2 separate regions of the Homo sapiens genome follow, and region 2 is linked to region 1. A link is an interaction called in ENCODE POLR2A ChIA-PET data of the cell type or tissue named here. Cell type or tissue: B cell. All regions are shown on one strand.

Region 1 (5,000 bases):
TACACATATATATACACGTATATATATATACACACGTATATATATACATATATATACGTGTGTATATATATATACGTGTGTATATATATATATATAATTTTTTTTAAGTGAGGTCTTGCTCTGTTGCCCAGGCTGGAGTGCAGTGGTGCAATCTTGGCTCACTGCAACCTCCGCCCCCCAGGTTCAAACGATTCTCCTGTCTCAGCCTTCTGAGTAGCTGAGATTACAGGCATGTGCCACCACGTCTGGCTAATTTTTGTATTTTTAGTAGAGACGGGTTTCCCCATGTTGGCCAGCTGGTCTGGAGCTCCTAACCTCAGGTGATCTGCCTGCCTCGGCCTCCCAAAGTGCTGGGATTACAGGCATGAGCCACTGCACCTGGAAATATTTTTCTTTTTAAAAATTTTTTTCTGGCCGGGCACAGTAGCTCATGCCTGTAATCCCAGCTACTCAGGAGGCTGAGGCAGGAGAATCACTTGAACCTGGGAGAAAAAAAAGGAAAGGAAATTTTAAAAAAATGTTTTTTAAAAATTCCTTTCTTTTTTTTTTTTTTGAAACAGGGTCTCACTCTGTAACCCAGGCTGGAGTGCAGTGGCACAATCTTGACTTGCTGCATCCTCAACCTCCCGGGCTCAAGCAATTTTCCCACTTCAACCTCCTAAGTAGCTGGGGTGACAGGCTTGCACCACCATGTCTGGCCAATTTTATAATTTTTGGTAGAGATGAGGTCTCACTATATTGCCTAGGCTGGTTTTGAACTCCTGGACTTAAATGATCCTCCCGTCTCTGCCTCCCAAAGTGCTGGAATTACAGGCATGAACCACCACTCCCGGCTCTCCTAATATTTTTTATTTGAATATTTTCTAGAAAAATAACATCGTAAAATTCAGAGTAACAAAATGTATACAATGAACACCTAATTTCTCTCTTACTTTCACCCAAGAAACAATTACAATTAATGTTCTCTTATGTAAATTCCTTGTGATATGATCTTTGTAGTGTCTCTATGTGTGTGTCTCTATCTCAATCTCTAACTCTGGATATCATCCTCCATTCTTTTTACACAAGTGGGTATGTCACCTACAGACTTTTATGTCCCCAGTGCTACAACTTGTAAATTGCTTAATGTCAGAGCCCATAAAAATCTACCTCATTTAAAAAAATGGCTGTGTAGCATTCTTCTGTGGAAGTTCTGTAATATAACAAACACTCTCCCATTGAGTGGGAAACATTGTTTCTCATCTTTTGCTACTATTAATAATGTCAAAAGAAATAACTTTGAGCAAATATCTTTACTCAGATTCCAGCTTATGTCTAGGATAAATTCTCAAAACTAGAGTTCCTGGGTCAAAGGATTTTTTTTTCTTCCTCATTTCTAATTTTTGATAGCTATTTCAGAATCTCCTTCCAAAGAAGTTGTACCAGTTTATGCTCACACCAACAATGTGTGAAGCTGGATTTTTTTTTTTTTTTAAGACAGGGTCTCACTCTGTCACCCAGGCTGGAGTGCAGTGGTTCGATCTCGGCTTCCAGGCTCAAGCTATTCTCCTGCCTCATCCTCCTGAGTAGCTGGGATTACAGGCATGTGTCACCACACCTGGCTAATTTTTGTATTTTTTGTTTTAGTAGAGACAGGGTTTAGTTATGTTGGCCAGGCTGGTCTCAAACTCCTGGCCTCAAGTGATCTGCCTGCTTTGGCCTCCCAAAGTTCTGGGATTACAGACATGAGCCACCACACCTGGCCAGAAGCTGAAGCTGGTTTTTTTTTTTTTTTTTTTTTTGAGATGGAGTTTCACTCTTGTCGCCCAGGCTGTGAACTCAGCTCACCGCAACCTCCGCCTCCCGGGTTCAAGTGATTCTAGTGCCTCAGCCTCCCTAGTAGCTGGGACTACAGATGTGAGCCACCACATCCAACTAATTTTTGTATTTTTAGTAGGGACGGGGTTTTACCATGTTGGCCAGGCTTGTCTCGAACTCCTGACCTCAGGTGATCTGCCCGCCTCAGCCTCCCAAAGTGAAGACATTTATTTATATAAATGAAGAAAGTATACAGATAAATTACACAAACACAAATTAGAGAAACTTTGATCTCTCTCTTCTACTTACTAAATTAGCAACAACAGGTAATACCCCTGCCCAAGTGGTGATGCTATAAAATGTTACAGCTCTTTGGGAATACAATAAGGCAAACATAAGCCATACAATTGTTCATATTATTCTATTTAATAATCCCACTCCCATGAATTTATCCTAATAAAATTAAAAACTACTTAAGTATTCAGTAATACTGATGCCCTCTGTTGATGAATCCATTTTCGCCCCCACTTATTTGAAATACCACTTTTATCTTATTTAGGGGTTCAATGACATGGATACTCACAGAAAGTCTTGGGTAACTGAACTCTGAGATCCTGTTCATTTTTATTGCTGACATTTTTGTCTTTCAGATGGTAAAGGAAGTATCTAGAGGAACTGTTGCCTTGGGCCAAATTCTGGCCAACCAGGTGGAACAAGCTGGTGAGGGGAAGTGACAAGGACCTTAGTAGAAAGTGACTGTGTGGGTCTAGACACCCTGTCTGCCTCCTACCACTTTGGTTAACCCTCCAGCTCTTTCCAGCTTAGCTGGGAACATCCCTTGTGGTCAGTATCCTTGACAGCCTAGCACTGTCTCTAATAACAGAAAGTTTGACCAATGAGTTCCCCAAATGTGCCCTCCTTTCTCTTGTCTCCACGTTTTTGCCTCTGCCCTTCCCTTTGCCTGCAATATTTTCCCTCACTTTTAGCCTAGCTAACTCTTCAGCCTTCACATCTGTTTAAAGGTTACCTGCAATGTGAAGGAGATAACATGCTAAGCTAGACACTCCATAATACCTTCTATTTTCTTCTTCTTCTTTTTTTTTTTTTCTTGAGACAGTCTCACTCTGTCACCCAGGCTGTAGTGCAGTGGTATGATCTTGGCTCACTGCAACTTCTGCCTCCTAGGTTCAAGTGATTCTCCTGCCTCAGCCTCCCAAGTAGCTGAGACTATAGGCACCCACCACCACGCCTGGCTAATTTTTGTATTTTTAGTAGAGACAAAATCTCCTGTTGCCCAGGCTGGTCTCGAACTCCTGACCTCAGGTGATCCACTTGCCTCAGCCTCCCAAAGTGCTGAGATTACAGGTGTGAGCCACAGCGCCTGGCCTGCTTCTATTTTCTTAATGGTCTCTATCCAAGATGGATGGGGTGCAGGCAAGAAAGCCACTCAAATTCCAGGGGCCTGATGATCTGGAAAGTGGGCTGAGGTAAATCCCAAGTAAATACTTTCCATTTCCTGTTTGCCTCAGGACTAGAACCAGCTACATAAAAGCCCAATACAAAATGAAACCGTGCTGGGCACAGTGGCTCATGCTTGTAATCCCAGCATTTTGGGAGGCCCAGGCGGGAAGATCACCTGAGGCAAGGAGTTCGAGACCAGCCTGGGTAGCACAGTGAAACCTCCATCTGTACAAAAAATTAAAAAAATCAGCTGGACATTGTGGCATGCACCTGTAGTTCCAGCTACTCATGGGGCTGAGGTGGGAGGATTGCTTAAGCTTGTGAGGTTGAGGCTGCTGTGAGCCAAGATTGCACCACTGCACTCCATCCTGGGCAACAGAGCGAGACCCTTTAAAAAAAAAAGAAAGAAAATGAAAAGAAAGAAAGAAAAAGCCACGCTTCTTTGAGGTGTCATGGAAGTCTAGCTGAAGATTTGTGGAAGTAGGAAATATTTAGTGAACAAAGTCTCCAATGAGATAAGCATGAGTTCCAGAGCCAGAGGCAAGGATAGCACGGAACAGGATTTGGAGTTGGAGGGATACTTCTTTAGACCCTTCTGTGTGACTATCAGGACTGGATGAAGATATTTAGAATCACAAAGAGCTATCTTCATATATGATAAAAACGCCAACAGTGGGGAGAGCATTAGGGAAAAGAGCTAATGCATGCTGGGCTTAATACCTAGGTGATGAGTTGACAGGTGCAGCAAACCACCATGACACACCTTTACCTATGTAACAAAACTGCATGTCCTGCACCTGCACCGTGGAACTTAAAAAGAAAAAAAAACCAGCCAGGTGCGGTGGCTCACACCTGTAATCCCAGCACTTTGGGGGGCCGAGGCCGGTGGATCACCTGAGGTCAGGAGTTCAAGACCAGCCTGACCAACATTGCGAAACTTCGTCTCTACTAAAAATACAAAAATTTGCCGGGCATGGTGGTGGGCACCTGTAATCCCAGCTACTCGGGAGGCTGAGGCAGGAGAATCGCTTGAACCTGGGAGGCGGAGGTTGCAGTGAGCTGAGATCGCGCCATCGTACTCCAGCCTGGGTGACAGAGTGACCCTGTCTCAAAAAAAAGAAAAGAAAAAAAAAAGAAAAGAAACATCAACCGTAAGTCATAAAGGATGGATAGCACACAAAAGACATGCTTCTCACCCCCTCTTAGGTCTGCTTTTTTACTCTAGCCAACACTGTGGTGCCTGGGTGTGCACAGCCATAAACGGGGAGCATCTCCCTTTGGTTGCATTGTGTATCTTTCATTCTCTGTCTCCGGGCTTTTCTGCTTTCTCCAGATGGTAGGACTGTAGGAATCTGCATGAATGAACCACACTGACTCATTCACACACCTGGAAAGGCAAGGGAGCTAACAGCCCATGCAGCAACCCTTGACAGATGAAGGAGGCCTCCATGGATAAATTGCTCTTCTCTGGAGCCTCCTGTTTGGAGAGGATTCACCATCATTCCTCTAAGGACCTCAGCAGGACTGAGCCGCAGCTGCCCATGGTGGCAACCAGCTCAATAACGTATCCGTGGATCCGTGATCACTCCTTGGTTTCATGCTTCTCCAGCCTCTGCTTTCCTGGAATCACTTTCCAGATTAAACTGGCTGCCTGCAAGCCCTTATCTCAAGCTCTGCTCTTTGGAAGAACCTAGGCTAAGACAACAGGTGTGAGAAATTCTACCAACGTTTTAGTTTTTCCA
Region 2 (5,000 bases), 190 kb after region 1:
ATAGAATGGTGGAATGGCCTTTTGAAGAGTCAGTTATGTTGCCAGCTAGGTAGCAATACCTTGCATGCCTGGGCAAGATTCTCCAGAAGGCTATATATGCTCTGAATCAGCATCTAGTATATGGTGCTTTTTCTCTGATAGCCAGAAATTTATGGATCTGGGAATCAAGGAAGTGGAATGGGAGTGGTACCACTCATTATTACCCCTAGTAATTTTACCACCAGCAAAATTTTGCTTTCTTTTCCCATGACTTTATGCTCTCCCAGCATGGAGGTCTCAGTTCCAGAGGGAGGAATACTTCCAGCAGGAGACAGAACAATGATTCTATTGATAGTTAACACTGCCACCCAGCCACTTTGGGGTTCCCATGCCTCTGAGTTAACAGGCCAAGAAGGAAGTTATGAAGTTGGCTGGAGTGATTGATCTGGACTACTAAGGGGAAATTGGACACTACTCTACAATGGAGAAAAGGAAAAATGTGTCTGGATACAGGAGATCCCTAAAGACATCTCTTAGTATTACCATTACCTGTGATTAAGATCAATGAAAAACTACAACAACTCAATACAGGCAAAACTATGAATGGCCCAGACCCTTTAAGAATGAAGGTTTGGGTCACCCTGCCAGGTAAGGAACCACCACCAGCTGAGGTGCCCACTGAAGGTAAAGGGAATACAGAATAGGTAATAGAAGAAAGTAGTTACAAATACCAGCTATGACCGTGTGACCAGTTACAGAAACAAGGACTGTGATTGGCATGATTATTGGCATTATTTTGTTATGGATATGTTTGTGTGTATATATACATATGGTGAGCAAATATCTTTGTTTTCTTTGCTCTTTTAGTTCTTTATCATGTAACGTAAGATGTATTGACTTTATATCAGTATTTTTATGTCTTAGTATTTAAGTTATAGGATACCAGGACAAGAGGAATCATTACTCAAGGACTTCATCTCCTTTTCTGGGGAGGGGATTATTGCATTTTCAGTTGTACAAAGTCTAATTGTATCACATCAGGTGGAATTATGTCCTTGTTATTCTTTATTTGGAGGTTCTTTATTTAAGAAGGTGTGTATGGATGCCAAGTTGAGAAAGGGTGGACTTGTGATGGTTAATTTTGCACATGCAGTTAACCTTGACTGGGCTAAGGGGGGTACCCAGATAGCTGGTAATACATGATTTCTGGGCATGTCTGTGAGGGTGTTTTCAAGAAATTATCATTTGAATCAGTAGACTGAGTAGAAAAATTGCCTTCATTGACATAGGCAGGCACCATCTAATCTGTTGAGGACTCAGAACAAAAAGGCAGAGGAAGGGTAAATTCACTCTCTCTTTTTGAGCTGGAACATTAATTTTTTCCCGCCTTTGGGTGTTGGTGCTCCAGGTTCTCAGTCCTTCAGACGTGGACCAGGACCTACTCCATTGGCACCTATGGTTCTCAGGTCTTTGGGCTCAGATTTCAAACATTGGACTAAACTATACCCCTGGCTTTCTTGGTTCTCTGGCTTGCAGATGGAAGACTGTAGGACTTCTTGGCTTCCATAATTATGTACACCAATTCACGTTATTGATTTTTTTTTGGAGAACCCTGACTAATACATTGTGCCTACACCGTAGATGAGGGCGTGAGTGCCCCTTCCATGGATTGAGAGTGGGGAAGAGGTAGTTTCTCTGAGGAAAGCTAGAGAAACGGTATTGTGTCCTGGTTAAAATCACGGATTATGGAGCCAGCATTCCTAGCCTCAGATCTGTGTGACCTTGGACAAATAACTTAAATCCATTTATGCCTTAGATTCCTCAGCTAAAAAATGAGTTAAATAATAGTTTCTACTTGATAGCATTGTTATGAGTATCAAATACATAGATATCTGTAAAAGCACTTAGGACAGTGTCTGGTGCATGGCAAGAGCTATATATGTGATGATGATGATGACAATGACAATGAATAACAGTGCACACATGCTGAGCAGCCAGCAAGGACAGGTGTCTTGTCAGACAGACCAGGAAAGGGTGAAGAATGAGCAGGTTCTCTGTCTGCCACCTGGCAGTCCTTCCTAGAAGTGTGGAGGCTCTGTAAGTGGCATGAGACCCCTCTCTGTATGAATGAAGGAGTGCAGCCATTCATTGCCTTGAGCATGAGGAGAGCAGGAAGTACTCCCTGCAGCCAGCATGCATAGGATTTGGCAGCCTACCTGAAATGATTCTATCTCTGGATACAGTTCCAAAAAGGTCAGTTGGCACCAAGGATGATGAATTGGTCCAGACACCTGAACTGGCTTGACTCAGTTCATTGACCTTTTTCTGCTCATGGTTGGAGGCATGATTAAAGACCTAGCCACACCTGCTTGCCCACCTGGCCAGACTCTCCTTTAGCTGCCCCTGATACTCATGCAGGTATGGAGGGGTGCCCTCTCCTTCTGCATGACCTTGGAGGAACTGGTGTGCAGCAAGTTCGTGAAGCAGAAACACACAGGCGGTGACCTTGGACAAGGCTCCATCCACGATAAAGGATGTGCTTGGTTGCATCCTCTACCCTCTGCTGTTCCAAGCCCAGTCTGAGCCAGGCAATATTATGGATATTAGTAGAGCTTTGTGCTGTTGGCATTATCCTACAGCTATGTTCACATCATATCACATTGAGGCAATTTTATGAACCAGGCACTGTCCCGTGAACCTAGCTACTGAGCCAACCATTCAATAACAATGAGAATAGACAACATTTATGGGCACTCGCCATTGGAGGGCCACAAAGTGTGGCAGAGTTCATGGATGATGCTCCTGGTCACCCACAGTCATCCTTCTTGTTCTTGATCTCACCAGGCAGGAAATCCTCAATTCATCTGTCTCTTGTACCTCTTAGAGAGACCAGGTCTCTGGTACTGTCATAAGCATTACTTATGGACATTATAGGTTATTCAGCACTCAGAATACTGACCACATACACAGCCTCCTGTGACATCTCAGAACAAGAAACAGAGGAGTTGTCTCTGAGGGTTGGGACTAGGGTGAGTCAAGTGAGGTACTTTCCCTGGGCACAGTTTAAGGGGTTCTTGTCTGTGTCTGTGGATAGCTGGTTGGTTGGCTGGTGGGTGGATGATCTAAGATGGCCCCTTTCACATGACTGACGACGAGCAGGTTGTCGGCCTGTGTGATTTGGCTCTCGTCCATGTGGCATCATCCTCCATCCAACTGGCTAGCTCTGACTTGTTCATATGGTGGTTTCCAGGCTCCAAGAAGAGCAAGAGAGCATCTCCCAACACTTTTTAAGCCTTTGTATCATGTTTGCTAATGTCCTAAAAAGCTAGTCTCTGGCCAAGTCCAGATTCAAGTGGTAGAAAAATAGATTCCAGTGCCTCATTGGAGAGGAAGTATCTATGGTTAATCTATTGCAGATCCTGTTAACCCAAGAGGCCATAGCAGAACAGAACCCCTGGAGACCATCACACTGGACTTTATAAAAATCTGCATGTTATAGTGTGGCTCAGAGTCATAGATGGCCTCATCAAAAGAATGCACCTAATTTATTCCCTGCCTCAATCGCCAGTGGACTTAACCACCTCTAGCTATAAGTGGTTAATGTGGCAGTTTATTGATCACGTCAATGGTGGTTAAGAGTATGGACTCTGAAATCAGACATACCTGAATTTGAGTCTTGATTCTGCCCAGATACTCATTAGGAAAACTTGGGCATGTCGTTCGACTTCTCTATGCCCTAGTCTCCTTATATGTAAAATAGGATGTTAGTACCAACCACATAGGTTTATAGTGATAATTTTAAAAATATTTAAAATGAGAAAGAGTTCACAAACAAAAGACAAATGAATTTCAAAGCCCTTACATGAAAGCGCTTGGCACAGTGCATAGCAAGCCCTTGGTACATGTAGCTAAGGCCATTTCCATTGCTCCACCTAGGTCCATAATCAAGAATGTACTGACAATTCTCTACATTCTTCCACCCAGAGCATGCCCTTATGAGGTGATTACAGTTTCCATTTCCATTACTTCACACAAACCTCAAATTCTGTGATGCAGTGCTAAGAAAAGAACTCAAACTTTGGAGCCAGAAAATGCTGGTGTCAAATTCCAAATGGTCTCTGCTATGTATTGCTCCAATGACCTTGGGAAAATAACTTTAAGTTCTGTGACCCTCAGTTTATGTCTTTAAAATAGAGAAAATAATACCTAAATAAAGCGGTTTTTTTTTTTTTGGTAACTATTCAATAGGAGACTGCTTGAACCATCCCTAGAATAATGTCTGGCACAAAGAAGGCACTCAATACCTGGTTTTAAAATCATTATTAATGTCTGGAGGAGCCTCTCCTGCTCTATAAGGGATACAGGTTACCCTCTGACCTGCCAAGAAATAATAGCTAATAATAATAGCTAACTTTATTGAACAGGGTCTCTGGGCAGGCAGTACAAAAGGACTCTTTGTCTGGTTTGTCTAAAGATACCTTTTTCAACACTTTATGGCTTTAGAAATAATTTCTTATGATTTATAGTCAAGTTACTGAGTAAAACCCACTGTTAGGTCCTGTGATCTCCTAATTCCATCACTAAATCAGGTCAATTAGAGATGGTAGACACTAATGTTGACCTTATCCTTTTGATCAAGTCTCACTTTGTGATAAGATAGATTAAAAATCATAAACTTGTTAAACTTGTTAAATGTTGAAGATTTGATAAAACAGAAATGAAAGTATTAAATGTATGTATACATTAAAGTATGTAAATAAGTGAGAACATGTTTGAAAATCTGGTTGAAATGGATGATTTTCTCATAAAATTGTCAATTTTGTCTCAAAAAGAAATTGAAAACCAGAATAGGCAAATAACCGAGAAAGAAATGAAAACATTATTCAAGGATCTTTTCTTCTCGTAAAACCCCAGACAAATATGTTTCATGGGTAAAACTTCTTAAATTTTAGAGCAACGAAGAATTTCTGTTCATTTAAAATTGTACCTGATTACAAAGAAGAAATAAACCTTTACAATTT

What was found. Peaks named below come from ENCODE experiments on the same cell type or tissue, not always from the same donor. Only the 100,000 strongest peaks of a DNase experiment are listed, where the experiment ranks them.
Region 2: POLR2A ChIA-PET joins it to region 1 with 10 read pairs; 3 of 35 experiments call an interaction of 5 or more read pairs at or near these places.

What each region holds. Positions count from the first base shown.
Region 1 is chr16:23,804,676-23,809,675 of GRCh38, forward strand. No RefSeq gene overlaps it. Among named protein-coding and RNA genes, the nearest start is that of PRKCB, 29 kb to the right of the region's middle. In B cell, no CTCF peak of the experiment used is centred here; a DNase peak (open chromatin) is centred at 2,516; H3K27ac peaks cover 2,095 bases.
Region 2 is chr16:23,996,792-24,001,791 of GRCh38, forward strand. The region is part of intron 3 of PRKCB (protein kinase C beta); the gene reads left to right. Among named protein-coding and RNA genes, the nearest start is that of PRKCB, 160 kb to the left of the region's middle. RefSeq lists an enhancer at 3,215-3,284. In B cell, no CTCF peak of the experiment used is centred here; no DNase peak of the experiment used is centred here; H3K27ac peaks cover 1,748 bases.